2 separate regions of the Homo sapiens genome follow, and region 1 is linked to region 2. The links are chromatin loops, found by intact Hi-C in ENCODE. Cell type or tissue: MCF 10A. All regions are shown on one strand. Each heading gives the region's core, and the rest is flanking DNA. Links, peaks and the distances in the headings are about the cores only.

Region 1 (16,416 bases), core at 3,814-11,813, 59 kb before region 2:
TAGGAGCTCAATAAATATTTGTTAAATGAAAGAGAGAACATTTCTTATTCATTCCACTAGTCCAAGGCTCATGGGAGCAATGTGGTATGCCATATAAAGCTATATAAAGCCTTCCACAGCCTGCTTCTCCTGACACACACATTGCATACACTGTTGTCAACAACCTATCTTTATTCTCTTTCTCACTGTCATTACTGTTACACCTCCAGGTGGCTTCTCCTGCAGTACTGACAGCTTTTATACCTAATCTCTATTTTTATGAGAAGGCAATAAAACTGAGAAAAATCCTACCCAAAGCAATCTACTTTTAAAAAATAAAAAATATTTATTGAGCCTGTACAATGTGCCAGAGCTGACCTATAAGCACTGAGGATGCTTCGTATAAGCACTGAGGATGCTTCGTGAACCTTCCATTTTTAACGATGGACACACACCTCCTTCCCCAGTTTCACCATATGAGAGGTCATAGTGCACACTGGACTCCAGAATTTAAGAAACTGGGTATGAATCTTGGTTCTGCCACTTACCAGATGGTAGGACATTGGGTGAATTATTTAAACTGTGCCTCTGTGTCCTCACTGATAAAATGAAGAATCTTTTAAAATCTATTTCCTAGAGTTCCTACCACAATGCCAAGTACAAAACAATCAATCAGGTTACTGATTATTTTTACCACACAATTTTTTTCCTTAGGAAAATTTTAAGAATTGTTTTCATTAAAAAAGGAATAAAAGTTATTTTGCCACGTCACCCATGCCTAGCCTACGTCCCTGTGAATTTGGAACTTGACATAATTTCAGGAATCCCTGCTCTGCCTTTTCCCTAAGCCCATGTGGGATCTTGGAGGACGGATGTAAATAATGGCCAGAGCTGCAGATGTGCAAATAGTAGGGCTTGCTTTCACATCACATCTGGCCTGCTTTCCAATTCCTAGGTGGCCAAGAGTGATTCACAAGTCCAAAGCAACATGTCTTCAATGAACATATACCATTACATGAGTGGGAGAAAAACGAGGGGCCCAGCAGGTATAGAGGCCCCAGGTGAATTCCCAAACTACAGCTGTTAGAAAACATGTGAACGGTGCTGGAGACCTTAAGAAAGCTGCATATACAAGCCAACTAAGTTGTAGAAAGAATTTGTGTGTCTTTATCTTCAAAAATAAATCTGTCCTCTGCTATCAGCTGACCCAATCTCTTTCCAACATTAATGAATTCATGAATTGAACAAAGAGACACAGTAGCCCTCCATTCCCTCCTTAAGTTGTCTGCCTAAATACCTTCTACATCTAATGCAGCATTCAGAGCTTGGGGGTTTTACCCAGAAAGGCCATGTTACTACAAGTCATGGCTATTTTCTTGCCTACCAATAATTTAACCTCTTAGTAAGTTATAAGAAATATCTCTTTACTGAAAAATGTCATATTTTTTTCTGTCTTAACCTCTTTTGCTACCAGACACCAAAGCATCTGTGGGAATATTTTAAAATGTTGTAAGAGTACATGGATACTAAATACTTCAAAATTATTCCCTGAAAGAAGCATGTCTGTACTCCCTGCCCCCAATGAGCAAACACACACACAAATGGCTTACGGTAAAACACCCATAAAGTAAAGAAGAGGGAAGAGTAACTTATCTTCAAAAGCGCAGACACAGAAAATGTATGAAGCGCTCTTAGAAAGCATATTGGTCTGAGATGTTTTAAAAGTTTATCTTTGAAAATCTAAGCCTGAGGTTACTTTTGGGAAAACTAATTTAAGCATGAAAAGAAGAGAGCTTATAGCTTATCAATTAAACATTTTGGCCCATGGCACATTCTTTTTTTCCACTAACAGGCAGGGACTCTTCTCATCTTTAGAATCTATCTCCCATTTGAACAATACTTCTTTTAAAGAACTATCCTTAAAATCAATTATTTAAATACTTTAACCTAAGCAGTGGTTGTGCTGAAGCTGGCTTGTATTGGCTCACAAAAGTAGCACTTCTCCCCAACTTCGCATTCAGTGACTTCATATTGGTAGTCTGAAATCAACCATGGTGGATACATTGACACCATGGAAATCGGCAAGTGCTATAAATCAGAGCTCTTTCTTCCCTAGAGAGTCAGTAGTTAAATACTTCCTAGCTACTAGTGAGGCTAAAATGCCCATCAAAAGGGAAATGTTAAATAAATTATGGCACAGTTATGCAATGGACTTCTAAAACACCTAAAAGGTAACATAAAACTATATATTCATCAATGAGGAAAGGTGTCAACAGTATTTTTAAGTTAAAAATATAGATAATTTTCAGCCAGGCGCAGTGGCTCATGCCTGTAATCCCAGCACTTTGGGAGGCCAAGGCAGGCAGATCACGACGTCAAGAATTCGGGACCAGCCTGGCCAGTATGGTGAAACCCCGTCTCCACTAAAAATATAAAAATTAGCCAGGCGTGGTGGTGCATGCCTGTAGTCCCAGCTACTCGGGAGGCTGAGGCAGGAGAATTGCTTGAACCCGGGAGGCAGAGGTTGCAGTGAGCCAAGATCGTGCCACGCACTCCAGCCTGGGCGACAGAGCAAGATTCTGACTCAAAAAATAATAATAATAAAATTTTTGAATTTTATATATATATATGCATATGTATTTTATAGGTATACCACTTTAGTAGTTGTATATATGTGTAGATGTGTATGTGCACATATATACATGCATGGTATACACATATACATGCATGGAAAAAAATACACCAAATGGTAAAAACACATTATCAATGACTGGAAGGATTATGACTGAATTCTGTTTGCTTAATTTTACTTTTCTGAATTTTGCAAAGTTTTTAGAATGAACAGCTATTATTTCATAACAGGTAGGAGATCATACTAAAACTTAAATAAAAAGAAATCAATATTATTATACTGGCATAAGCATATGCATTTCAATGCCAGTATTATGAGCTACTTATATTTGGGATAAGAAGTAGAAGGGAATATTATTTTTAAACATGTGTTGAAAGAGACTGGATATCAGCATTCTGTGCAAATTCTTACCTGTTACTTGTGCCTAAATGAGCTTTCATCTGCCTCTGGGCTAATTAAGTATGGCTACTCAGTCTGATGAAACTTTGAAAACAAAACATATACAATTGAGAAGAATATTTTTCTTACTGACCTTAGTTATTATTACATATGCTGGCCTTCATCATTCAACAATTGGTACATTTTGTGCCCAACTCACAAGACCAGACCAGCCTGACATTTATCAGCATGGATTTTAAAAAATTGTCTCTAATTACATTAAGGGCACTGTATTGAGACATCAACGCTTTTGCAATTAGGATATGCTAACCATCTCAGATCCTCCATAAACCCTTTGTAGTGGGTTTTAAAGATGGAAAACACGACTAACTTTAGATTTCAAATAGTTCTCTTTCTAACAATTTTTAAACACATTATCAATAACATTACTGAGAGGAATAAGGAAGCCTTTAAAAATAAATAAAAGGAAATTCATCCATTCTAATAGCACTGCTCTCAGCAATGTTCTTCAGTTTCTCCTCATATTACCTGACCTGCTCTAATATGAATTTGTGCCACCATCCCCCGGTCTGCTGCTCCAACAATGTTTCCTTATTTCTCAAAGAAGTTCAGCATCAACCTTGGGGTTCACTTTCTATAATCCAAAGTAATCACCTGATTAAAGGTTTTTAAAGTAAGGATTTGCTTTATCCAGTCCCAAGGAACCAGGGGCTGGTTATAAATCTAAACTTTCACAACTATCTGGGTAGCTCTCCTTTTTTTTCTTTCCTATATTCTGTGCTTCTCCCTGATACAGGAACAAAACAGCAACATTCATGACCAAGAGCCTAAGAGACTTTCAGAATGTCGAAAGTTGATGCCAAATTGGGAAGTAAGACAGTAAGTGGGGAAGACGTAGGAGACAAAAACAACTACTTCCATTTATTAATCACTTTACACTATGCTAGGCACAGCACAAAGAATATTACAAAAAAAAACATTTTAAAGTCTCTTTATGTTCATAAACCTCTTCAAGAGGCAATATTATCACTTGGAACTTAGCAAAATGACATAATGCCAAAGTCACACACAGCTAGTTAACAACACAGCCAAACTGCTCTTGCTCCGAAGCCCACTGCCTTAAGCTCTATACTCTGCTCCCTCCACGCAGTCCAGGGTCTAAACTTTGAAACGCCTTGGACCTAGGATGGCTGAATCAAAAGGGTCAAACACAGATGGGTCAGACGCACCCTTACTTCAAGGTCTACTCAACTACATTCTCCTACAATAAAGTCCCAAGCTACAAACTTTTGGCATGGAAGAAGCTGCATAATGTTATTGTGATAATTATTACAGAGAGGGATATTTTTTCTCTTGTCTCTTGTCAGTACTCAGAAGTATATTTATATTCACATTTATATAACATTTAAGTTATTTTCCCATTATATTATTCTAATTGCCTGCAGCAAAAAATTTTTTAATGTTATATGTAAAATTAATAGCATCTTTATGTCTATCATGAAAACAGTCAGGCTGAAATCCATCCAAAAAGATTCCCTGAACATTTCCTTCCAGATGAACCAGGAACCACTCACTCACTCACACAAAATACATGTTCAACTAGAGTTGATTTTATAAGATATTAATTAACATAGCTTCATTCTGCAGTGACAAGAGCCCATCTGCTTTCTTGGCATTGGAGAAGTGATGGACTTCAAATCAGCTTAAGGGAGGCTTGAGTCTGGAATGATTTCCATCTGCAACTAGTTCTTATCTAGTTCTACTTTTCACTGTTAACTCAGCATATCTCATCAGACTTCTTCAACTGGCCAGAGGAGGACCATCAGGTTCTGTCCAAACCTGGTGAACATCAAGCACCAACATCACAGGCTAACTGTGGAGCTGAACTTTTATAGGAGGAAGGAGAAGGTCTATCCCACAATAAGATTTCTCACCCCCCAAACTCAAACACTTTTTTATGGCTAAATCCAGTCTCTGCACTGTTGTAGTTCTCCAGGGTAGTATATCTCACATCTATGTATTCTTTAAACAGCCCCTTTTTTCAGTTAGCAGTAAGATGGGAGACTGAAAGAAAAGGAATGAGCCCTATTGATGTCACTAAGTGGTTAATGATAATGCTGTACTTTCCAAACCCCAAGGGCAGAAATCTAAGCAAATTAACACAGTTTCAAGTTTTAAAGTCAAGTAACAGGCTGAATAATGGCCCCCTAATGATGTCCACGTTCTCATCTGCACAACTGCAAATGTGTTACCTTACATTACAAAAGGATTTTGCAATTTATGATAAAGGGTATGGACCTTGAGATACGGGGATTACTCTGGATTACCTAGTCGGGCGGATCTAATCACATGAGTTATTAAAAACTGAGAACTTTTCCTGTTCTATCAGAGAGATGGGACAGAAAGAGAAAAGATTCCAAAAGGAAAAGGAGCTCAACCCTGCTGTGGCTGGCTCTAAAAGCAGAGGCAGAGGGCCATGAGTCATGGAATGTGGGTGGCCGCTAGAGGCTGGGAATGGCCCTCCGCTGACAGCCAGCAAGAAAAAGGGGATCTTGGTACCACAACCACAATGAGCTGATTTTGCCAACAACCCAAAAAACCAAGGAAAACGATCTTTACCCCAGAACTTTTAAAAAGGAACACAGCCCTTTCAACACCTTGATTTTAGCCCAGTGACATCCACGTCAGCCTTCTGACCTTCACAAATATAAAATAATAAATTGTGTTGTTTTAGCCATTCTGTTTGTGGTAATTCACTATAGCAGCAACAGAAAATTAATATATAGGCTCAGGCAAAATGAAGAGCATTTCTGAACACCTTCTTAGCCTCTTGGTCTTTAAAATCAAAAGGAACCAACTGCATAGTGCTATGGTCTGAATGTCAGTGTCCTCCCAAAATTCCTATGTTGGAACCTAATACCCAGTGTGATAGTATCAAGAAGTGGGGCCTCTGGGAAGAGATGAGGTCATCAGGGCTCCGCTCTCACGAATATGATTAGTGCTCTTCTAAAGAGGCTCAAGGTTGCTTTCTTCTACCCCTTCTGGCATGTCAGGAAGGCACAATCTATGACGAAGAAGACCTCCCCAGACATCATATCTGCTGGTGCCTTGATCTTGGACTTCCCAGCTCCCAGAAGTGTGAGCAATAAATTTCTCATGCTTGTAAATTACCCAGTCTAAGGTATTTTGTTATAGCAGCCCTAATACACTAAGACACATGGTATATTGCTTACAAATGTTTTTTAATAAGCATGAGAGTTGTACAAAACCCCATTTGCAACATCTGCAATGCCAAAGACAGCTGTAGGTGTTGGGGAAAGTCTCTGAGCCATTACTCTCAAAGATATTAAATCATTCCAGACTATTCTGAAAGCCAAAGATAATTAAGCTTGATCAGGAATCTCAAGTTTTTTTCCAGTGTAATATGTTTGTATAATGGCAAAACTATGGCATGGATCCCTACATAAACAGTTGTGCTTTCAGTAGGTGTTGACTGACTCTCCCTCCAATTCTACTTTGGATTCAGCAATGCTTACAAATAAACTGTTTTATTAGTCACAACGGTATCTACATACACGTGAAAAATGACATTCCAGACACACGTGAGATCATTATTTATGCAGATGAAGCCTGGTACACATACAGAGGCAAAGATCTTTCTGAGTTCTGACCACCAGCACTGCCCAGATCTTTAATATGAAAGCCAGTGTCGTGGATTGAAAACTACCATTAAGGTCTTGGCACATACTGTGTCAGAGGAAACATCTGTTTGAGGCATCGCAGTTGTTCTAATTTCCACCTTAAGGATAAGTCTGATTTTGGAATCAAATCTTCCTGAGGCTTTTTGTGTAATGCTAAAACCACACCTGGGGAAAATCTTATAAAAGGAGAGAGAGAAAAAAAAAAACACAGAGAGAGAGAAAGAAAACATATAAAGTTCACTTCCAAATAAAGACATGGGGTAGCTATAGCTGGCATAATTTAGTTTATCACCAACCAACCAATGATTGGTTCAACCACGGCTCCAGTAACAGCTCTCATGCAAAACACAAAATATGTTTAAATCAATGCTAAGTTAATGGGCTGCCACAACACAACTTCTCTCAGTGGACACTATTTCACACCAGATTTCCATAGCCAGATTCTGTATCAGACTCCTTATCAATAGAGGTGCCTTAAACAAGACTGACTTATATTTGCTAACAATTTTCCATTGATTTATGATTCACAGTATTATATTATGCAATCTGTTAGACAGATTTTAATAATCAGATGTGTCCAAGTGATGAAACATGGGACTGCTTGCCCAAACTTTACCAAGGTTGTAATACCCTCCATGTTTTCAGTAAGGTAAATATAAAGAAACAATGGGACCTCCATTGTTTACCAGGAGTCCCACTTGTGACATCTGCTAATACAAATGAAAAGATTTATAGTATTAAACTGAAGCAAACAAGCATGCAAAACTATGGAGAGGGTGACATTGGGTGGTTTTAGAAAGGTTACACAGTATCTTTAAAATGTAAACTCATTTAGACTCTGCCAGTAATCAGCTATATGTACTTTTAGCAATTGGACCTCTCTGAGCTCCAATTGCTAAATGATATTCCCCTTTATTTGTGAAATGAGGAGACTGGTCTGCATTTGATTCTGCATTCTAAATTCATGAATGCTAAGTGAATTGGCAGTGTCCCTAACAATGACCTTTTTGTCCTGTTCCTCACTTCTAACTTCAAGCTAGAAACCAGCACATTACTCTGCAACTTGCCACTGACTTAATGGACAACTTCAAGCAAGTGTCACTTCCCCAACAAGCTTCAGTTTCTCCTTCGCTAAGAGCCTCCTCCGCTAATTCTGAGGAAGATGAACAGGGCCACCTGGCAAAAATTTTTTACAGAATACAAGTAGCGTTACCTGGATGTTTTGCATCAAAAACTAAAACAAGTACAGGCTGAAACCCAAAGCTAGTGAGTTCAAATTCCTCCATGCTTTTAAGGATGGAGCATGTGAAGAGCAGAAGTATAGAGATAAAGCATCTTATTGTATAACCACATACACGGTTGAACTTAACCACTCTTCCAAAGTACACAAAACAGCACACTTAATCCATAAAGGAGATTTGAAGACTGGCCTCTAACTCTTGAAAGTTGGCATGCTACCACTATAAAAATGCCGTTTTTGAACTAAAAAGCAAAGACCTAAATGACTCCTGGTCTTACGATTCAGGCAGGAAACTCATGAGGCCAAAACAAAAAAATTCCACATAGATTTTTGCAAATATTTAAAAAGCACCTACTGGAGAGAATTTACTTGTGTGAATGGAAGTTTTAGATAAAATGCCTCTCTGAAATACATTTGCTTTAAAGAGAAAATAAAAGGTGGCAGTCTTTACTACAGATTTGAAATTTAAAAAGGCAAATCTGAAATGTGTCACCACATATGTGGGCCACAAGGTTACAGCTTGCCAAAGTTGCAATTCACATACTTTACCCATTCCTGGACTTACTGAATGTTGAGTAATAATTGTGGGGGCCTTGCCTTTCATATTGCGCCAATAATCTCGAGAGACCTTACATTACCATTTATCAGGAGGTCTTTAACGTTTTGCTGTCATCATTCAAGAGTGCCTTTTGGTCTCTGATGTTTCCAACCAGCCCTCTTTTTCAGAGCACCTTTCTCTTGACTGCCCAAAGATTAATGTTTAATTGCAGCTGGAAAGGCAACAACTGCACAGCCATCAGCATAAATCACAGTGCAGATCCACTAGGCACCACATTTAACTGGCAGAAATGATGTCTCCCAATCAGTGCCTGCAAATGCAGCTGGTTCTGTGCAGTCTTTGTGCCTTATAATTTGGTTAAGCCCTTTACAAATGATGCCAAGGGAGGGGCTAAGAGAGATTCTTCAAAACAATAAAGACTTCCAGTGTGGTTTTAGCACATGTAATGAAACTGAACACACTGAAAAGAAAACTCCTAGGGATGGAGAATCACAAAAGAATAAAAGGCTTACAGCAATTCCTCATAACCAAACTGCTAGCATGTCTCTGAATACGACATGGTCTTCCATGCCTATCTGCTTGGCAAGTAACTTCTGTTCATTCATCTTTCAAGACTCCTGGATGAAGCTAGATGCTCCCTTCTCTGTGCCACAAAAGCACTCAGCCCAAAGCTTCTCTTCCAACAATTACCATGTGTTTTGGAGCCATTCATTTTTCTGACCATCTCTCTCAGAAGACTTGAGCCTCTTATTTCTATACCTCCACATCCTAGGGCAGCTCCAGGCATACAAGAGATATTTAATGTTTACTGAAATGACTACCCATCAGGCAAAGCATCTGCCTTCAATCTAACCATCATGGTCTCTATCCACTTTGATGAAAATAGCAAACCATTATGGATACTATTTTGTTTTCAAGTCTGGTTATTATTACTCAATGTGGGGGAGCTTGAATCCTACTCACTGCTTTCACCCAGTATATGACTGTATCAAGGAAGCAGATTAAATATGCATTCTTACTACATTTCACTAAAATTCTCACAAGAATTCTACAATGGTGCAATTATATTCCCATTTGTATGGATGAAGTGAATGAATGGAGCTTGGGAAGGTAAATAAATGACTTTTCCAACATCTCCAAACAGGTCAATCAGTAATAGTGGGCTAGGACTGGAATGGAGGTCTACTGAACTTTTTTTTTTTGGGAGACAGAATCTCACTCTGTCACCCAGGCTGGAGTGCACTGATGTGATCTTGGGGTCACTGCAACCTCCGTCTCCCGGCTTCAAGAGATTCTCCTACCTAAACCTCCCGAGTAGCTGGGATCACAGGCGTGCACCACTACGCTCAGCTAATTTTTGTAGTTTTAGTAGAGAGGGGGTTTCACCATATTGGCCAGGCTGGTTTCAAACTCCTGACCTCAAGTGATCCGCCCGCCTCAGCCTCCCAAAGTGCTGGGATTACAGGTTTGAGCCACCACGCCTGGCCTAGGTCTACTGAACTTCTAACACCCATACAATACAATCTCTCCGGCTTCCCCAGTAGCATCAGAGACCAACAGCATAGTTACAACTCCAATTCAAAACAGAAAGACTGAAGATGAACTTTCACTGAATGTGCAAGTATATGTTCAAATATCTATTTACTAGTGTAATCATCGACGACTTACCTATTTGTAAGTCTTTACTATGTCATATAAAATAGAGAATATTCATTTTTAAATTCCAGGCTTTATGAGATTTTTGTTGTGTTATTACAACCAACTTGAAGCAAGTGCCAGCTTTTTTCCACAAGTTAGGTGGCAGGCTTCAGCATGCTTTTGAGCATATTCAACCTACTACAATCTGAGCTCCCAGAAAAGTTTCCTTAATTGAGTAAACAATTACATGAAGCCAAAAGTTGGCTGAAGAGAGAGGGGCTAGATCTCTTAGTTTCATTTGCATGCAGGAAAAAGTTTATGAACTTTCACAAGCTCCCCAGTGGCTTTCTGTAGCAGTGAAAATATCTTTAGATTACTAGTACACATGACTAGCTATGTAACAGAAATCTACAGTCCATTTGCAAATTCTTACTCAGCACCTACTTCCCTAGACACTGGGGATCCTGTGGTGAACACAACACATGTAATTCCCACTTTTCTGCAGCTGAAATTCTTATGCCTAACACCAGCTGATAGATAAACAACAAAGGTAACTTCAGATAATAAGTGCTAAGAAGAAAATAACAGGACGGTATGAAAGTAAGAGGAGGTAGGAACATGAAGATATTAGCTAAAGGAGGTTCTGTAAAGGCTACTTTAGATTGGGTAATTACAGAAGTTTCTGAAATGGCATTGAATTTAAAGCTCAGAATGAATCATCCAGGAGAAAAATCTGAGGGAAGAGCATTCCACACAGAAACCTCAAACAGTGTGAATGAGCTTAACATGTTCAGGAAATAGCTCAGGAAGTCCAAGTAGCTGGAGCTATCTTTCTCTTATTGATTTCTACTTTGATTCCACTATGGTTGGAGAATATACTCTGTATGATTTCAGTTCTTAAATTTCATGCTTTGTGTTACTGCTCACGATATGGTTTTTCTTGGTATACGATCTGTAGGTGCTTGAAAATAATATCTATTCTACTTTTGTTGGGTGGAAGGTCTATAAATGCCAATTAGATTCAGTTAGCTGATGGTGTTGAGTTCTTCCACATTTTTGCTGATTTTTCTCTCTAGTTGTTCTATCAATTATTGAGAGAGGGGTTTTGATGTCTACAACTATAATTGTGGATGTATCTATTTCTTCTTTCATCTCTAGCAGTTTTTGCTTCACATATTTTGCAGGTCTTTTGTTTGTTGCATAGGCATTTAGAATTGCTATGTCGACATGGTGGAATGACCCTTTTATTTATCATTATAAAATGTCCCTCTCTGTCTCTGGTAATTTTACTTGCTATGAAGTCTACTTTATCTGACATTAATACAGCCATTACTGCTTTCTTTTGATTGGTGTTTGCATTACACACCTTTTTCCATCCTTTTACTTTGAACCTGCCTATATTGTTTCATTTGAAGTGAGTTTCTTGAAGACAGCATATAGCTGGGTCATGTTTTAGTCCACGCTGCCAATCTCTTGTCTTTCGACTGATGTTCTTAGAGCATTTGCTTTTAATAAAATTGTTAATGTGTTAGGTCTTAAGGTTTTTATTCTATTTTTTGTTTTCTGTTTCTTCTCTGTTTCTCTTTTCTCCAATTTACTTTTTCTACGTTGTTCTGGGTTGCCTAAACTTTTTTAAAAGCTCTATTTTGGTTTTTCTACAATATTTTTAAGTGCCCCTCTGGTATAATATTTATTTTACTGTCAGGGACTAAGTACTATGTAACTACCTTATTCACATCAAGGAAACAAGAAACTACAGTTATATGATAAGGACGTTAAAAAATTCATTATTTCAGACTTGTCTGGCAGGAAGAGAAAATAGTGTTAAAGGGGCCACTTAATAGCAATGACAAATGTACCAGCAAGTTAACTTGTATCAAGCAAGTAGAGAAAATATTCACTTTCAACCCAAAGCCAATGAATTTCCTAATCCCATGCATTTGCATTTCCTGAGTTTCTGATTCTTGCCACTTTAACAAATAGAACTCATGAGTATGATAAAGGCCATTCGTGATAAGCCAGTGTTTGAAAACAGATGACTATATACAAGAAATCAACGACTCTGTCTGGTGTATTTACTTTCATTGCCAGATAATATTTGCACTAATATTATATTTTTGTAGTGAAAAACAAGAAATCTAAACTATTTAAATGTAAATGAGAACATTCTTATTTTACACTATTTACAGACCATTATTTGGCAGATTTAAGAATTTATATTTACAATTTTAGCACCCTCTGCACCATATATAGACTCTCCCGCCCTGTGCTTGAAACCAGAATGCAGCCCTTCTGTTCAATCGCCCTGTTTCTCCCTTGCAGATTACATTAAGCACCTTGTTTATTCCTGTTTTAATTATAAAAATTGGTATGGTAGATAAGAGATGAGAGCAGAACTGAAGTCCACATCACTGCAGGCAAGCAAGCTGGGGGTTACCTGCTCAACTGAGGACCCAATGTCAAGGCACAAGTTTGGTGGCTTGTGGCATCTCATCCACATTTCCCAAGGGGCACACTGCTGTGCTGTCATCTACCAACCAGACATTGCATTGAGCAGGTTGTCAGACCAAAGATGGAAGGGAGGTACAACCATTCCCAAGTAAGGGGTAAAAGGTACAGTGCATAACATTACAAAGCCAAAGAAAAAATGATGTCATCATTGCAAAATGTGAATAATTTGCTCCATGAACACATGCAAGATCTGAGTCAGAAGAATAAACCACTCTACTCAGTGATATGTTGGATGGTAACAAAGAAATAAATCTAACTCTGCAGGCACAGTATAATGTTCATTCACCTTTCTGGTTTCTTAAAGAATCTCTAAAGTATAAAATGGCTGAGGACTAGTGGCTTAGTGATAAGGATCGTGAATAAAGGACAAAAATAAGGAAGCACAGGACAAAGACAGGACCAGATAGGTATGACGAGACCAATAGGAAAGATGATGGTTGTCTAAAGAAAGGGAAAGAGGCCGGGCGCGGTGGCTCACGCCTGTAATCTCAGCACTTTGGGAGGCTGAGGCGGGTGGATCACGAGGTCAGGAGTTCAAGACCAGCCTGGCCAGGATGGTGAAACCCCATCTCTACTAAAACTACAAAAATTAGCTGGGCGTGGTGGTGGGCGCCTATAATCCCAGCTACTCGGGTGGCTGAGGCAGAGAACTGCTTGAACCCAGGAGGCGGAGGTTGCAGCCTGGGCGACAGAGCAAGACTCCATCAGAGAAAAAGAGAAAGAGAGAGAGAGACAGAGAGAAAGAGAAAGAGAGAAAGAGCGAGCTGTGCTTTTTGTGGAGCCATCACTTTTGTAAATATCTGGTGCCAAAAACACCACACCTGCAATCATCTGCCCTGGCTCACTGTCTTTGAAACTGTTAAATTGTAATATAAATGGGAGGTGTTATAATAACAAGAATAATGCCACCATCTTACATACCTGTGACCTTTCCTCACAGATAGGTCCTAAATGTGACACCTTTTGGAAGAGGTTCCTAAGAAGTAACTACTGACACCATCAAGACAGAAAAAATGAAGGTTTTCTTCAATGCAAAAAAAATAAAAAAATAAAAAACACAGAACTTGCTTCTCCACGAAGTATTATGGTACCTCAGCTCCAAGAAGACACAGGTAAAATATGGGAATCACCTCCTGCTAGAAATAATTCCAGGCAAAAAGGCAGATGTGTGCCTGCCTGGCGCTGCCCACCTCCATCAGGGCTGTCATTTCTACAGCAGCTGTCTGAACAACCCCACAGATGAGTATCAACTTCAGCTGCCACACCTGCTGACGGAAGATAAAGCACAATATGAAAATAGGGATGGTTGATGCCACGACCTCCCAGAGATAGGAGAGTTCCTGGAATTCTTCCAGCAACATTCTCCACTGCCCACACACCTGGAAAGTCAGATGACCATTATATCTGTCCAGCTCACACAAGGGAACCATAACCAGTAGATGCCTTCGTCCTCTGCTTCTATAAAATATGCCACGACCCCACCCAGCTGCTTACCCAACCATGGGGGCCAACGTCCTGATGCTTGGTAACAGTGAGCATCTTCTCTAAGGTATAAACACTAAATACGAATGCAAAGCGCGAAGTAACTCAAATTTGCCATTTTCTTTCTTTACATTTTTCTTTTTAAAATCACAGGAGTGGTTTCAGTCAGCATTTAAATCTATGTTGGTCTGTTTTGCTCATCTCTGGTGTCCTGTTTGATATTTTTAGCTAGTTCCTAAAAGGCACAACCTCAAATTTCACACTTCCTTATTCGTCTTTAAAGGTCTAATACAGGGTTTCTCAAACTCAGTTTGACCAACCCATGAAGGTCTTATTTTTAAACTTTTTATTTTGAAAAGATTTTAGGTTTACAGAAAGTGGTAAAGATGGAACAGAGAAGTTGTGCATACCCTTCACCCAGATTCCCCCATAGGTTCCATCTTACATAACCGTAGTACAACTTCAAAGCCGGAAAACTGGCATTGCAATATTTGTGTATGAGTTCTATGTTATTTTATCACATAAAGGTTTGTGTAACCACCACCCCAATCAAGATACACAACTGGCTGGGCACAGTATTTTACTAAAAATACAAAAAAATTAGCTGGGTGTGGTGGCGCACGCCTGCCATCCCAACTACTAGGAAGGCTGAGGCAGGAGAATCACTTGCACCAAGGAGATGGAGGTTGCAGTGAGCCGAGATCCCGCCACTGCAGTCCAGCCTGGGTGACAGAGTGAGACTCAAAACAAAACAAAACAAAACAAAAACAAAAAAGATACACAAATATTTCATCACCACAAACATCTCCCTTGTGCTACTCCTTTAGTGCATACACACCTCTCCACAACATGCCTGGCAATATTATGTTTTCATCTCTATAATTTGATCATTTCAAGAATATTACATAAATAGAATCATACAATATATGACCTTTAGAGATTGTTTTTTCGTCACTCAGCATAATGCCTTTGAGATCCATCCAAGTTATTGTGTATATCAATAGTTTGTTCCTCTTTATTGTTGAACAGTATTCCATGGCATGGATGTACCACAGTTTGCTTCACCATTCAGCTGTTGTAGCACACTTTAGTTGTTGAACATTATAAACAAAGCTGCTATGGACAATCATGTACAGGTTTTTGTGTGGACATAAGTTTCCATTTCTCTAGGGTGAATGCCTAGGAATATGACTGGGGTCCTGTTGTAAATGTATATTTAATTAATTAAGAAATGGACATATCATTTTCCAGTGTGTTTGTACCATTTTACATTCCCACCAACAATGTATGAGAGACTCAGCTTCTCTGCATCCTCACCAGGATTTGGTGTTGCCACTATCTTTTATTTCAGCTGTTCTCTGTGTAGTAATAACACATCATGGTCTTAATTTGCATTTCCCTAATGGTTAGTAATGTTGAACATCTTTTTAAGTGCTTACTTGCCATCTGTGTTGTCTTTTGCCCATTTTATAATTGAATTGCTTGGTTTTTAATGTTCAGTTCTGAGACATCTTTATAAATTCTAGATGAGTCCTTTATTAAGTCATGCACTGCATAACATTTCAGTCAACAACAGACCACATATACAATGGTGGTCCCATAAAATTACAATGGAGCTGAAAAATTCCTATTGCCTAGTGATACTGTAGCCATCATAAGATTCTAGCTATTCATGTGTTTGTGGTGATACTGATGTAAAAAAAACCTACTGTGCTGCCAGACATAGAAAAGTACAGCACACACAATTATGTACAGTGCATACCTGATAATTACGATAAATGTTACAGTTAATGTATTTATTATATTATACTTTATATCATTATTTTATAATGTATTCCTTCGACTTTTTTTTTTAATTGACTGTAAAACAGCCTCAAGCAGGTCCTTCAGGAAGCATTCCAGAAGAGGACATTGTTACAGGAAATGACCGCTCCATGAGTGACAAAGGCGCAAACACATTCAATGGAGGAAGGACAGTCTTCAACAAATAGTGGCAAAATAAGCTGAGCCTAAGCTCATCTTTAAATAAAAATTAACTCAAAATGGATCAGAGATGTAAATGTAAAATATAAACTATAAAACTGTTTAGCTAAAACACAGGAGAATACTTTCAGGACATAGGGCGTGGAGAAGAATTCTTAGACACGACATTGAAAGCATGATCCATAAAAGGAAAAGACTGACAAACTGGACTTTATCAAAATTCAAGACTTTTGCTACACAGAAGACCTGTGAAGATGAAAAAATAAGTTATGAACTGAGAGACATTACTTGC
Region 2 (16,416 bases), core at 5,268-13,267:
GATTAAGAAAGGCAAGCACTGGGACTTGTTCACTGCTAAACACCCAATACTCTTAGATAAGAGAGTACCTGGTATTAGGAAACAGATAATAAATATCTGATCAATGCATAAATGATGGATCTAAATCTCTTGACAAAGCCAAGTGCAGTGGCTCACACCTGTAATCCCAGCACTTTGGGGGGCCAAGGCAGGAGGATCACTCGAGGCCAGGAGTCCAAGACTAGGCTGGGCAGGGTGGCAAGACCCCATCTCTAAAAAATTTTTTGTAATTAGCTGGGCATGGTGGTGTGTGCCTATAGTCCCAGATACTCAGGAGGCTGAGGCAGGGGCATCACTTGTGCCCAGGCGTTGGAGGCTGTAGTGAGCCATGATCTCACCACTCTACTCCAGCTTGGGTGACAGAGCCAGACCCCTTCCTCAAAAAAAAAAAAAGTTAGGACTTCCATATGAGTATAATAAGCTCATCACACATTTGTAAGCTCATCAAATGATTTTTATTTTGTCTTAAGAACGTCTAGGTGTACAGGAATGTGTTCTCAAGTCTATGGGAGGGGGATTCAGCTCCTAGTGTTCATCCAAGCACTTTTTTTTAGCAACTGGGCTGAATAGGAGAGGAAGCCCTTAAATTCCTTTCTTCATCTAAGTAGGTTGTGGTCAAAAAGGCATAAGAGCCTCTGGAAAGCCAGTAGAGGAAACGGCCCTAGCTAGGCAGTGCCCATCCAAGGCCTGTCAAGAGGAGATCAAGTTCTATCACAGATCAAATGACAACACTTCCTATTCCCCAAGCAACCTTCAGTTTAGGAAACTCCTGACTTCCCCTCTGAGGTTTGCCAACAGGGAGAAATGCATTAAAATGCAACAATAAACATTCTATCCAAAGAAAGTTGGTTTTCTTTCTGTAAATTCATAAGCAGTCATTTTGATCTCTGTATCATTCTCTGTGAGGTGGGTTGATGTGAGTTTCTTGGGAAACACCCTTTGTGAGGCTCCTTGGGATCACTCTAAGATGTACCTTTCAGACAGGCTTCTTCAGTTAGTAACAGAAACCAACTCTGCCTAACTTAAAGAAGAAAAAGCTGTTTACTACATGGACACAAAAGACAAAGCTGAAGAAATCGCCTTAGGAAGGTAGGAAATCAAAATAACTCTAAAGACCTAGGAGGCAGGAACTAGCAATCTCTTCTGTTCACCTCTGGGTGAATAGTTTTTATATCACTCAGTTCCATACTCAAATTCAGGAAGAGTATGTCTGATTGACAGAGCTTAAGTTACATGTTTTCCCATCTACAGGATGGCAGGGAACCTCGGTTGACCATCCCATTAAGACTAAGGGAGACATTCCTCAACTGGGGGGAAAAAAGGAGGAGGCAAGAGAGAGAAAGAAAGGAAAAAGAAGAGAATAAATCAGAAAAGAAAATGTGCACGCCAAAAATGCACAAGTTGACCAGGCACAGTGGCTCACATCTGTAATCCCTGCACTTTGGGAAGCTGAGGCAGGCAGATGGCTTGAGCTCAGGTGATCAAGATCAGCCTGGGCAACATGGTGAAACCCCATCTCTACAGAATATCAGAAAAAATTAGCCAGGCATGGTGGTGTGCACCTGTAGTCTCAGCTACTTGGGAGGCTGAGGTGGGAGGATCACTTGAGCCCAGGAGGTTGAGGCTGCAGTGAGCCATGATCACGCAACTGCATTTCAGCCTGGGCAACAGAGCAAGACCCTGTCTCAAAAAAAAAAAAAAAAAGGAAAAAAGAAAGGAAAGAAAAGGGAAAAGGGAAGAGAAAGGACAAGTTGACCTCACAAACAAGCAGTCAGGTATCTTAGCTGCCCCTAACCAGTGGCCTACATCAACAATTTATACACCCATTTATCTCCCCAGTTTCTTTTAACATTCCAGTCATTTCGTGGCTCAAGCTGTAGTAAAACGTCACAGGTCTGGCAATACCACAGCCACTCAAGTGAAGAGTACAGTTTAAAAGCATATGTTCGAAATGAGCCCAAAATATTAGCAAATGGCATAAAAAAGGATTCAGGCATTTTACTACACAACAGTTATTGAAGTTGGATTTTGTGTTACCTAAACAAGTTGAAAAAAATATTTCACAAAACCCTCCTCCACAGAAGTTGTACTAGCAAATTCCAGTCTAAAAGAAGTAAAATCAAATAATTCTGAAACGCAACCCTCAAGAATAAACAAGAATATATATTTTATAAACAGGGTGGGTCACAGTAAGGAAGAATTTAATACTTGCTAGACAAACAATTCTTCACAACAATTATAACAAAGACTTAGCTCTGGAATTGTACAGAAACTGGCAATTTGCTATGAGATTCTACTTCTGGAAGACCACCCAGTTTACATGGAATGTGTCCTTTACTGAATTATTAATATTCACAAGTTTCAGAAGATATTCTATGAAAAAGAAGTGTTGCTTTAAACACTGGCATCAGACTATCCAGTTGTGAGACAAATGACACCTTCCTGAATTGCCACTGCATTTCCCACTGTTCTAACCCTCTCCTCAGTCTGATTTTCCCTGTCTCTTGCCCTCAGACAGAGGGAGAAACAATGGCTGCAGCAGTAACAACTGTTTATCTTAGGTTTTGTGTACACATGAATTGCCTGTGGGCGTTTTGCAAAATGTCACTCCCCCGAATAAACTACTGGAGCCAGAACATTTCCTGTTCATCGAAAGAAATAAACTTTTCAGTCTTAATTCCCCAGTCTACCAAAAAGAAAAAAGAAAAGAATTCTTTCTGAATCATTCCCTAAAAGGCTTTTAAAAAAAATCAGAAAGAAGGAAAATGAAATGAGACTCTAGCAGAAAAGCAAGACAGAATACACTTATCTTAAAGGGAAAAGAACAAGAATGAAAAGAGCAAGATAAACAGAGAGTAGAAGAAACCAACCACAGGTTTTATTAAAGGGATTTCAAGGTGATGGTCAACTAATTAGATTCCTGAATTCACAATGTAACAGAAAGAAAAACACGTCCGAATAAAGCCTACCAACTCTCTCCACCCTGCCATGTGCTGCCTTTTCTTAGATACAACAAGGAACTAGTGACACTGTGCATATAGCACATAGCGATACTGTGCATGAGGTATCCAAGTGCAGACTCATTACTGATACACAAGGAAAAATTGTACCACATGGGGTGGAAGAACGAAGGGAGAACTTGACCAAGCTCCCATCTAGAAACACACAAGATAGGTGAACAATGGCCAAAAAGTACTTCCCTTAAATACAAAAAGCATGGCATCAAAATGTGAGATAAAATTAAGGAAGAATACATTTAAGACAACTTGAATCCATTTTCTAACTACTAAAATACTGAGCTATTAAACAACTAATTTTGCTATCAAATGAACAAAGATTTTCTTTTCTTTTTTCTTTTTTTTTAAGATTCAGGGGGTACATGTGCAGGTTAGTTACATGGGTATATTGCATGATGCTGGGGTTTGGGCTTCCAATGATCCTGTCACCCAGGTAATGAACACAATCCCACCAGGCATTTTTCAACCCCTTCCTCCATCTCTCCATCCCCACTTTGGGAGGCCCAGTGTCTGCTGTTCAACGTTAGTTCCCACTTATAAATGAGAGCACATGGAATTTGGTTTTCTGTTAGAGGAACAGAGATTTAAGGATTGGAGAGAGTATAAGAAAATTTGTATTAGCATGATATGTACCAAAACCTAAAGATCTAAAACCAAGTAATTCCACATGTAATATTTGTCTCAAGGAAATATTCAGAGAGATATATAAGGCTGTATGCACAAAAATTGTTCATCACATCATTGTTTATGAAAGCACTTCAGAAACAACCTAAATATTCAACAAAAAAATCACATATAAAATAAATTACAAAACAGTCATAAAATAGATACCTGGATGAAAAAACGTTTTCAGGTCGGGCGCAGCAGCTCACATCTGTAATCCCAACAATTTGGGAGGCCGAGGTGGGCAGATCACCTGAGGTCAAGAGTTCAAGACCAGCCTGGCTAACACAGTGAAACCCCATTTCTACCAAAAACACAAATTAGCCCGGTGTGGTGGTGCGCATCTGTAATCCCAGCTACTTGGGAGGCTAAGCCAGGAGAATCACTTGAACCCAGGAGGCAGAAGTTGCAGTGAGCTGAGATTGTGCCACTGCACTCCAGCTTGGGCAAGAAGAGCAAAACTCTGTCTCAAAAAAAAAAAAAATAGTTTTCACATATATTGTGAACGTTATTCCCTATCAAGTATAATGAGGGGGAAAAACAAAACTCAGAGTGTGTGATATGGTTTGGCTGTGTCCCCACTCAAATCACATCTGGAATTGTAGCTTCCTTAATCCTTACATGTCATGGAGGGACCCAGTGGGAGGTACCTTAATCATGGGGGTGGGTTTTACCCATGCTATTCTCATGATAGTGAATAAGTATCATGAGATCTGACGGTTTTATAAAGGGCAGTTCCCCTGCACACGCTCTCTTGCCTGCCACCATGTAAGACTTGACTTTGCTCCTCCTTCACCTTCCACCATGATTATGAGGCCTCCCCACCCATGTGGAACTGTAAGTCCATTAAACCTTTTTCCTTTATAAATTACCCAGTCTCAGGTATGTGTGTACTAGCAGCGTGAGAACGAACTAACACAGTACGAAATGGTTATAATTTATACAATAAATGCTCATGTGCTTATAGGTGGCATCTGTCTGCATGTGTATACATGCATACACACATATACACTCATACTACATAATACTATTTAAAAATCAAATATTGAATGGTGGTTATCTCTGAGCGGAGATGTTACAGTTTTATTTATCTATATTATCTAACTATGCAAACAAGTATAACTGAAAGCAAAAATCACCTTACAAAGAATAATGTGCTATATACTTAAGTTTAGAACTGTAATGGGCCAACCTTTCATTCCATTGAGAAATAGGCTCTTATATTCCGTATCTCCCTATTTTGCATAGTTTTATTACCTAATAAGATACTGTTTCACACCAATTCTGCACAGAAAGTTCATATGTAAATGTCCTATTATTAGCAAGATTATATGTTGTATTTTTTGACAGTCAAACTGCATAAATGGATGAGGACAAGAAAATATTCTAAATAGCAATTTTTTTTCATTTGGTACATCAAAGGGATTTTTCATTTAATCTCAAATAAGCGTGTCTCAAGATTCTCTTTTTAAAAAAATAATAAAGGCATGATCTTCAGCAAAGACTGAGTTACCTCCAAAAATACATTCTCCCCTTCCTCCAAACTCTCAGTTGAGCATATGGCTGCCCTCATTAAAGGCTTTTGTTGCAGCTAGTTATGGCCACACGAGCAAGGTCTGGCTTATGAGATGTGAGCAGAAGCACAGTGTGTCATTTCCAAGCCGTGTCTGTGAAGAGAAGAGACCTGCTCTCCTCTTGTCTCCGTCTCACTAGCCAGAATGCACAGGAGGACAATATCTCTATAATGACAGAGCAATATATGAGACAGAATCTCAGTCCCCAACCTTGCAGAATCACAGTAGCGTAGGACTGTTACATGGCTAGACCGTTACATAAGGTAGAAATGAACTTCTACTATATTGAAGCCACTGTGATTTGAGGTAACTGCTAATGCAGCCAAACCTATATGTTGGCTGATACACAGAAAGCTTGAACAAAATAACCAGTATTGAACCAGTAAACTATTAATTTCTCCTACCTGATCCTACACATCTCTTCTCCAAAAAACATTTCAGAATGGGTATACACCACTGTCATTTCTTAATAATTTAAGAAAATAAAGTACCTAGTTAATGTCAAAGGCTTCTGTGCAAACTCATAAAATACAAGGTGCACTTAAAATAAATATAAAATACTGATTAAGAATAGTCTAAGTTGAAACCAAGATTCTCAGACATGAGTAAAATAAGTATGTATGCCATCTCAAAAAAAGATTCCAAAGATCATATGCATATTTTTATCTGTATAGAAAAATTGAAAAAATATATCCCAAACTGGTTGCCTCTGGAGGATTAGAATTTTAGGTTGAGAACAGAAGGAGATAACAGGAAAAATTTAGTTTTCTACTTTATATTCCTGTGTTTTATTTGAATTTTTGCCACAAACATGTATTACTTTAGTAATACACAAAAACTACAAAAATAAAGCACATATTAGAACTCTGTACAGCAGACTGATACCAGAAAAAAAAAAAAAAAAGGGCAGGGGCAAGAGGGGGAAATAAGATTTCTATCTACAAATAAAACCACAGCCTTCTGAATTCTGGGATGTAAATTCATAAACCTGTAACTTCTACTGTGCATTAAAAAAAACTATAACATACCATAAAACCTGTATCTATTTCTTTAACTTCCTTACCTTTACCAAATACCACAATTTCTCTTAGACAGAGACAGTAAACATAAAACTCATGAAAAACTAAAGAGACAGAAAAATAAAAATTCTATGTCTGGTTAGGACGTTAATAAGCTCACAATCATAGGACACCACTATTATCTAAGGCACAGTGTTTTCAATTTGGATAGTAAGTCAGTTCATCTTTGAGCTTCGATCAATGTCTTAAAGCTTTCAAGACCACATGAGGATATGGTACATTGCCCATTATCTCACTTACTGAGTGACCTATTATTCATTGAATTTATTTCCACACAAGAGAACAGCATAGATACAGTATCCTAAATGATCATGCACATAAAACAAACATTAACATCATATTCATCGTTAGCAACTATTAGAACCTGTATATTACACTCTCAATAACTGACTGTATCATTCAAGTTGATATTAGTTCAATATGGTATATTCTGTGTTTCATAAAGAACCTATCACCAAACTAAGATTTTTTGAGATCAGCAAAACCCAATCTTTATAAAAGGTGCCCAGTTGATTAGCGAAATTACCTTCTCTCTACTGTGAAAACAATTCCCACTATCCAACCTGATGGTAAGAAAGCTGCTACATAATTGTGTGTGAAGGCCCTGAACTTCAAACATTCCTAGAACAGATTTTTCCTAATGGTGACAGGACTTAAAATCTAAGAAGCCATATGAAGCATCAGAACCCATCTCAATAACTTTACAAAAGCACAAGAATAGTCAAGGAGAGGTTGAGAAAGGAAGACTATGTCTTTCATCTTCAGAGTCAGAGCCAAGGGAAGTACTGAGCAGGGAATTAGTATATGTCTAGCATTGGCAACCAAAGTATTCAAGAGGCCCATTATAAACCTTTATGTCCAAAAGAATTCCTATGAGGCTACGTTAAGAAGAAAAACATGTTGGAATACATTGCAAGTTACCACTGGCAGATGTTAAGAAAATAAAATTATACAAGTAGTAAATGGGATAAAATTTTTAATGACATTAGAAATGAAAGGAGATTTAGAATTAAAACTAGCAACTGGATTCACAAGTCTTAAACACACACATATACACAAGTACATACACATTTAAGAATCTTTAAGATTTTTTTTAAACACTCAAAAATGAAATACTGAGTTTAAAGAACTAAAAGCTTTAATTTCTCCTTTCTAAAAAAAAGAAAAAAGCCAGAAGACTGGCCAGGATGCCCAAGACCTTCCAATTCAATGCTCCCAAAAACTATGAACCACAAAATCTGACAGATGGAAAATGGTTATTCCAAGGGGTTTGGGATTCTACAGGTACACCAGAAATTATCTGTGCGCTAAAAAAATGTGAGTAAAAGTATTTTCTATAATATACAGATGCCATATATGTGTGTATGTTTATGTATATATTTATATATGTGTGTATGTATACATATGTAACAAATATAATATTACAAAGATATAATGTATAATGACCTCTATAGGCTAGTACTATTCATTATCAGATTCATAGCAGTTTTCCAAAACCAAGAGACGCTAAAAGTACAACTAATATTAAGTAAGCATCTGTGAAACTTTCTGAAGCATAGCCTCTAAAAGACTGAAACCACCACACTAATCCAGAGTGATCCTTCAGTTGACCTGGCTGATATAATGTCCATGGGTCAGAGTGAGATGGCTGAATTAAATAAGCAAAGAAAGTAATCATCTGATATGTAGGAGAGAATGTGGGCAAGGAGATGGGAAAGATCCATCACTTTAAAAAGGCAAGAACCCCTTCTGTTTCTGTCTTTTTAGAAGACCAGTTGCTGCTACATATTTTGTATCTGCACAGACTTTTCTCTTCTGGGCTTAGCGACACACTCAACATTTTCAGTACAGAGTCATGATTCTCTGTTCTCTCCTCTATTCAGCTACATCATGAGTCATAGTAATGACTATTCTTGAATACCACTGGTGACGTTCAAAAAATTCTAAGCTCATGCCAACCAACTTTTGAACATCTGTGAGGCAGGGGAGAAATACTCGCCTAAAAGCTGCTGCCAGAAACAGTAGTCTGCATTCCAAAGTCAGTGCAACACAGGAGTTTAACTTGGGAGGCCTTAACATAACAGTAAGTAACACAACAGTGAAAGAATCTGTACTAATAAGGAAAATAATAATGTCAGTTACCATCTATTGAGAGCTACTATATTGAGAAAATTTACACTCATAGTATGGGGGCATGGGGGGTTGTCAGGTAAGGCTTCCTGGAGGGGGAGCCACCTGAGCCAACACCAAAAAGATAAGCAGAATGTACTGGTATATACAGAAATGTATTGGTATGTGTTCACAACAGAGAAGCATGAGGATGCTGCCACATGTATGAAGATGGTCACTGCAGTGTTCCTTATAAAAGCCAAAGCACACAAGCAAGCTTTGTGCCTTTCAACAGATTGTTATCTTAATGTCTACCTCATGCTGTTCACAGAAAAAAATAAAAGTGGGCAACCAGTTTTTAGCTCCAGATGACATTAAAAACTCATGATATGCCGGCCAGTCGCGGTGGCTCACGCCTGTAATCCCGGCACTTTGGGAGGCCGAGTGGACGGATCACGAGGTCAGGAGATCGAGACCATCCTGGCTAACACAGTGAAACCCCGTCTCTACTAAAAATACAAAAAAATTAGCCGGGCGTGGTGGCGGGCGCCTGCAGTCCCAGCTACTCGGGAGGCTGAGGCAGGAGAATGGCGTCAACCCAGGAGGCGGAGCTTGCAGTGAGCAGAGATAGCGCCACTGCACTTCAGCCTGGGCGACAGAGCGAGACTCCGTCTCAAAACAAAAAACAAACAAACAAAAAAACTCATCATATGCCTTCCCAACTCACACACAGGCACACACACACACCGAGGAGGTCAGAAACATGTTCTTGTGCATCCAACTTCAAAACATTAAGCTTTATAAAATTCAACAATATTTTTCTCATTTCATGTCTGAACAAGGCCCAGCACAGATCCAAGGACCAAAATTTCCCAAAGGACTTGCAAGAACATTCCAACTTTAACACCACATCCAACGCAAACACTTCTTTAAAAGAACGAGCAGATTCACATAGCCAAAAACTCAGGAGTTGAACAAGTCACAAAATATCAGCCCATCCATTTATAAGAGGTACAAGTTGAGAACCACTATGGTTGAAGGATCTTGCCCAAGGCCAGTCATACAGCTGGAATGGCAACCCAGATTCCAATTTTAGAACTATCCCAATAAGCTACATTGATTGAACTCCTCCTATTGTACTTGTCAATAGACAGCTGGAACAGCACAAAACATTAACTTGGAAAGAAAAACAAAAATAAAATGTATCGCCTCGTTTGTTTAGACAACAAAACCTATTCCAGCCTGGGCAGTGGTTCACACCTCTAATCCTAGCACTTTGTGAAGGCTGACAGGCAGGAGGATTGCTTGAGGCCAGGAGTTCAAGACCAGTCTGGGCAACACGGCAAAACCCCATCTCTACAAAAATTACAAAAATTAGCCAGGCACGGTGGCATGCACCTGTAGTCCTAGCTACTTGGGAGGCTGAGGTGGGAGGATAGCTTGAGCTCAGGAGGCAGAGGATGCAGTGCGCCATTACACTTCAGCCTGGGCGACTGAGTGAGCCCCTGTCACAGAAAAACACACACAAAAAAAAAAAAAGGAAAGAAAGAAACCAATAACAAGAAGAAAAAAACTATTCTAATGGGTTTGTAACATGGACAACTACTTGCTCTTTAAAGAATGAGACAGATAACTGTAATGGTAAGAAGTCATTTACTGAGCACCTATTACAAATCTGGTAATATGCCAGGCGCTACCACCCATCACTGACCAATCACTGAACTAGGACTTAGGTAAGCACCATCAATAAAACCCTTAAAGCACAACGGGAAGAGAAGCCTGGGCTGCTAGCACAATAAGCCCCAACAAACTAAAATGTTAGATTAAGGGACAGAAGTATTTTCTACTTCATAAGTTAATTATACATTACCAAGGTTACTTTTCCCCACTATTTTGCAGGAGTCAACGTGATACACAATATAACCAAGGGTGACAAAAGCAACCATACTCCAAAGTATTCAGCAAAATACTTGACAAGCAACATGCATGACAATAGCCCTAAGGTGTTGGAAGACTGGGATACAAACCCCTGTTGTCTGGGGCCTGTTGTGGGGTGGGGGGAGGGGGAGGGATAGCTTTAGGAGATATACCTAATGTAAATGATGAGTTAATGGGTGCAGCACACCAACATGGCACATGTATACATACGTAACAAACCTGCACATTGTGCAAATGTACCCTAGAACTTAAAGTATAATATATATATATATATATATATATATATATATATATATATATATATATATATATATACCCGTGTTGCTCCAATTCAAATTTGTGACAAGTAACCAGTTATTATAGGATTATGCTGGACAATGAGATACACCCCCTCCCATATTGTTCTAAATAGATACTTTATACAGAAAACTCATTATAGATACTCATTATATAGAGAACACAGTCTTTAATTAGAGTCTCTGAAATAGCTATTCCCCATCCTTAATTATGTAACACATAACACGAAAACTTCTGATCACAGCCTGATGGGCAGCCAATGGGCAAATTCCCTCAAGGTTCAGTGACCCTAACTGTGAAGCTATTTTTCTTTAATTATGTTACAGAAAAAGATGTCTCAATCCATGGTCCTCCTAAGCTTCAAGAGGAAAGGTTGGGAGGAAACTCATTAACTTAGTTATGATCGTCTATATTTCAGAGAGGAAAGAAAAAGAGAAAACTTTGCATAACTTTTTGATGGACATAAAATAATAGCAGAATCAGATTTTGTTTAAGATAATAATAGCAGAATCAGATTTTATTAAGTGGCATACCAACATTTTATTAAGTGGCATACAAGGCATTCTTGTGTTTATTTTTTAGAAATTATCAAAACCTACCAAAGCAAATCTAAAGAACGTATATAAAAGAACTTACCTAAAACATTAAATTAATGTTAAGTATAATTATAACAGCAGCTAACATTTATGTATTAGGTGTTAACTGTTCAACTTTACACATTGTTTTAATGTCTCCCAAATCAGCCTAACAGTAAGACTTACCTGGGGCACTTAATCACAGAATCCCTGGAAATTCTAATTCTGTAGCTCTGGGATGGGTCCCATTATTTTAAAAAATGCATTACAATCATTCTTATGACCAAGCTAGGTTAGGAAACAGATTCTCATGGGCTCTTCTTTAACAATGACAGGAAATAGGAAACACTATTAGACCCATTTGACAACTGAAGAAACTGAGGCTTAGAGAGGTCACAAAGCCACCCAGGGTCAGAGGCAGAAACAAACAGAAATGTGAGCTCAGATTTGTAGCTTTTAGCCTGAAAGTAAAACTGCAATCATTGTTCCTTTCCCCAGGTAACACACCAGAGAAGGACACTAACAACCTCAATTTCAGGGACGATAAAAATTAAGTAACAATCCATTCTTCTCTTATTATCTCTCTCAGAGTATCTAAGAAGGCTACACTGGTAAAAGGCTACAGTGCAGTTTCTGGCACATAAGTTACTGAAAATAAGATTTCTTTCCTATCTCCCATCCTTCATCCCTTCTTCTCTACTGATGTCCTCTAATTGGAGTCATTAGTCCTCTTTCTACCAAGCAAAGCCAAAGGTTCCCAGACATATACAACCTCAGAAAAAAAAATGTGAAATAAATGGCAGATACTAACATCAGATTTACTATTCATTTTTCTTTTTTTTTTTCATTTCATGAAAATTACATTCAAACCGGTTTCTTGCCTGGAGAAAAGCACAAAACAAAATTTACATAACGCCTTTAAAAATCAAAACACAATTAACGTTAAGTTTCTTCATGCATTCTCAAAAATCCAACAATATAGTTTAATAGAAAATAATGACAAGCAACATTTATTGAGCGTATCAAGTATTAAATCACTAATTCTCATCAGAAGTCCAGAGGGAATTACGCGAGTCCCATTTACAATTAAGAAAACAGACACAAAGAAATTACAAATTTTGCCCCAGGTTACACAGTTACTAAGTGGTAAAGACAGTATGCAAAATTAGAAGAAGAACTACTATTTGAATTCATGATTTCTTTATTACAATTATCTACTGCTGCGTAATAAATCATCCCAAAATATAACGGCTTAAACTAACAACAATCATTTTATTATCTTTCACAATTTCTGTGAGTCAGGAATTTGTACAAAGCACAGCTGAAATGCTTGTCTCTGCTTCCTGATGTCTGAATCTTACACTGGGAAGACTGCAGGCAACTCAATGGCCCAGGGCTAGAATCATCTGAAACCTCAGGTGTGTTTCACCTCCCCTGGAACACTTGGATGTGGCCTCACCATTTGGCTCCTTGAGCTCCCCTGCAGCCTCCTAGCTGGTTTCCAAAGTCAAGTGTCCCAAAAGAACCAGGTAGAAGCTATACCACCTTTTATGACCCTATCTTGGAAGTCTCACAGCACTGCTCCACCATAATCACATGGCCACCCCTCCATACAAAAAGAAGGAACGAGACATCACTACCCGCCTCCCTATGGAAAGAATCTCAAAGTTGTAAGAACAGCATAATTTCTGCCACAACCCCTAAATAACAATCAATAATATCATCCCTACCTACTAGTGAGAAAATGGAAGTTCAGAAAGGCTATGTGATTGCCCAAGGTCACACAATAAATAATGGCACTAAGATGCCAACACAGGCCCTTGTGACTCCAAATCCTGTTCAATTTCCATTACATCATATTTATAAAACATTCCATCTAAACTGAGTTGTTCCTTGGTGAAAGCTAGGACACATCCATCTTTTAAAAATAATAATAAAGTGAACCATTCCACCAAAAATATGCTAAAAGGATATCCAAATATAAATTATCAAATTTGGAAAGGCAGCAAATGGAAATCCTAATCTAAAGCATTCTTAGTTTACCAGTGATGTCAAATGTTAGCATTTTCTTTGTTGTTGTAATTGAGGATTCGTGTAAGAAAAGAGAAATACAATACCAAGAGTATTCAGTAAGGATAGTCCTTGAAAAGACTAGCAACCACCTAGGACAGTGGTGCAAACCATCCAATTAAGTCTAAATAGGAGATACCCAGGCAACACAATGAAGCCAATGAGCTACAAACTCCATCTGATGCCAAAACTAAAAGGGGAGTTATCACTCATCACCATCAACTGCTTTTGAAAAGGCCAATCCCAGCTATGAGTGTCTCTTCTGGCATGGGAAATTTCATAACACATCTTTATTGCCGGCTGAGGCCACTTGCCTCATCCAGATTCACTGCCTTATGAAAATGTGCAATATGAATGTTTACCGTTGTCATGGAACCTTCACATGAGTTCAAAATAACACACACCCATCACTGTGGCATTTCCAAACAGGACTGAATGGTTGGAAACGGAGGTGCTAGCTAATGTTATTTATTAAAACAAATAAAAACGTCTCTTTTATTTTAGATATCTGTGATGTTCATGGAGGACTTGGCAATATGTGCATGGTTGGGCATAATCTGATAATAAATCCATCAGTCCTTTATTTTGCTACTGGTTAACTAAAATGCCAGACATAAAGGCAACTGTACTTCTTTAACAAATGTGTCTTCTTCTAAGTGGGCAGTGTCAGCACTTGTTCCCTAGACGGGTTCACAGCTAGTACAACACACAGAGTCCCCCATTCAAAACTTCAGCACCTCTTCTCCAGCCCCTATTCTCTCCACTCAATGTCTTAACCATGGGCATTAAGGAACACAACATGTGAAATATACAGGCAATTTGCTGGTCTGAGTTTGTGTGACACCTTCAGGTTTCAGAAATTAAACTGCCACCCTCAGGGTCAGAGACCAGAATTCTCAAAAGTACTACAATTCATTCGAGAAGGCAAGGCATGGTAGACACTACCTTTGTCTTCAAACAATAATCTAATTTTTTCTTTCCAAATCCCTACAAAGACTCTTTATATGATCAATGACCATCTATCTATCCGGCAGCTTTCTGTATCAAAGGGAATAACTTAACCTAAATTCATTATAGTTTCATGTGCCAAGTGCACAGTAATGGCTAAAATCAAAGTCATTGAGATGATGAAGCCCCATCCAAACTTACGTCAGTTACCCTCCATTTTAACATTGAAAAACAGTATTTATCAGTACCATCAATATATTTGCTTCTAAACACTTTTTCCTCAAAGGGACTTTTCAATCATCAAACTATAGCTGGCATTAAATCCAAAAGAATATTCAACTATAGCAAGTAATATTTCCCTGGAAAGCTATTAATTATTCAGCATTCCTTAGCTGCCTACAAGCAGATAGATACCCAGGTTGTTCTTTGTTGGAAACACTCACTCAGCGCCCCTGCCCCCAGCTTGGAGAGGAATACAGGCTGACCCACTACCATTGCATCTCTGTAAACCTCAAGAAGTGATGCTGCAAGGACCAGCTCAATAGTACCTAACAGCCTGGCTGACATGGGGAAGCCCCCAGCCAGACCAAAATCTCCACCCACTGCGGTATTTTTCTCCCTATAGGCAATAGACAAAAGGCCAATGTTCCCACTCACTTTAAATTCAGGCATAAGTAACAGGACTCAGACAAGGAAGAAAACTGAAGTCCCAGTCAAAACTGAAACCCACCAGCGTATATAATAAGTATTTTTATTATTATCACTAACAGCAGTAATCACGACAAAAAAAAAAAAGTACAACCATGCCCATGGCTGACAGGAAGGTTATCAATCGAGGACAATTTAGTTATATGTGGTTTAGGAAGAAGAAAAAACGACTTGAAATTATCAAAACCTTGGACTCAGGAATATCACATCTGTGGAGCTTGTCCAAGAAAACTACGAATCATGTGGACAAAGATTTAGCTACAAGGACATTCAACAAAGAGTTGTTTAAAACATGAAAAACTGGCTGGACACGGTGGTTCACACTTGTAGTCCCAGCTATGCAGGAGGCTGGGGCAGGAGGATCGCTGGAGCCCATAAGTTTGAAGTTACAGTGAACTATGATTGTGCCACTGCACTCCAGGCAGGGCATCAGAGACCCCGTCTCAAACAAACAAACAAACAAACAAACTGGAAACAACCTAAATACCCAACAATAATATGGACAGTATACATCCATACAATGAAATACTAAGTAAAACTTTAAAATGATAGTGTAAAAGCAGGTGAGGCTTTTCTTTGACATGGCAACCTGTTCATGATTTCACAGGAAATGAATATTCAAGTAACAAAATGTATACTGTTCAATATAAATTTTGATTTTATACACCTACACATAATACAACTAGAATAATACAATTGCCCCTCCATATCCGAGAAAAATTGGTTCCCAGGATCCCCTTGGATACCAAAAATCCACAGATGCTCACATCTCTGATATAAAATGGTACAGTACTTGCATAAAACCTATGCACATCCTCCTGTATAGTTTAAATCATCTCTAGATTACTTATAATACCTAATACAATACAAATGTTATGTAAATAGTTGTTATACTGTTTTTTTATTTGTACTATATTTAGTACATCACTAAAGAATAAAACTGGTTATATTTGATAGGTGGAAAAACAGGTGAGTTTTTGGGTTAGCTCTTCCTAATAGTTCTGTAATAAACATGTACCACACTCTTTTGCATTAGAAAATTAATGGACTTTAATTCCAACACTTTGAGGGGCCAAGGCAGGAGGATAGCTTAAGCCCAGGAGTTCCAGACCAGCTGAGGAAACACAGCAAGAACCTGTCTCCCAGAAAACCAAACACCGCATGTTCTCACTCACAGGTGGGAATTCAACAACGAGAACACTTGGACACAGGGTGGGGAACATCACACCCTGGGGCCTGCTGTGGGGTGGGGGGCAGGGGCGGAATAGCATTAGGAGAAATACCTAATGTAAATGACGAGTTAATGGGTGCAGCAAACCAACATGGCACATGTATACCTATGTAACAAACCTGCATGTTGTGCACATGTACCCCTATGTAACAAACCTGCATGTTGTGC

The links. Hi-C counts contacts between places; a loop is a spot of excess contacts. Peaks named below come from ENCODE experiments on the same cell type or tissue, not always from the same donor. Only the 100,000 strongest peaks of a DNase experiment are listed, where the experiment ranks them.
Region 1: a loop joins it to region 2, with 2.4 times the contacts of the local background. A loop is called at or near these places in 4 of 110 quality-filtered maps.

The regions. Positions count from the first base shown.
Region 1 is chr3:65,823,422-65,839,837 of GRCh38, forward strand. The region is part of intron 1 of MAGI1 (membrane associated guanylate kinase, WW and PDZ domain containing 1); the gene reads right to left. Among named protein-coding and RNA genes, the nearest start is that of MAGI1-AS1, 62 kb to the right of the region's middle. In MCF 10A, for the core only: no CTCF peak of the experiment used is centred there; DNase peaks (open chromatin) are centred at 8,510 and 10,880.
Region 2 is chr3:65,881,209-65,897,624 of GRCh38, forward strand. All of the region lies in intron 1 of MAGI1 (membrane associated guanylate kinase, WW and PDZ domain containing 1), which reads right to left. The region is part of intron 2 of MAGI1-IT1 (MAGI1 intronic transcript 1); the gene reads right to left. MAGI1-AS1 (MAGI1 antisense RNA 1) reads left to right here and starts at 12,608. Exons shown (of 3, transcript NR_046575.1): 1 at 12,608-12,709. In MCF 10A, for the core only: no CTCF peak of the experiment used is centred there; a DNase peak (open chromatin) is centred at 8,323.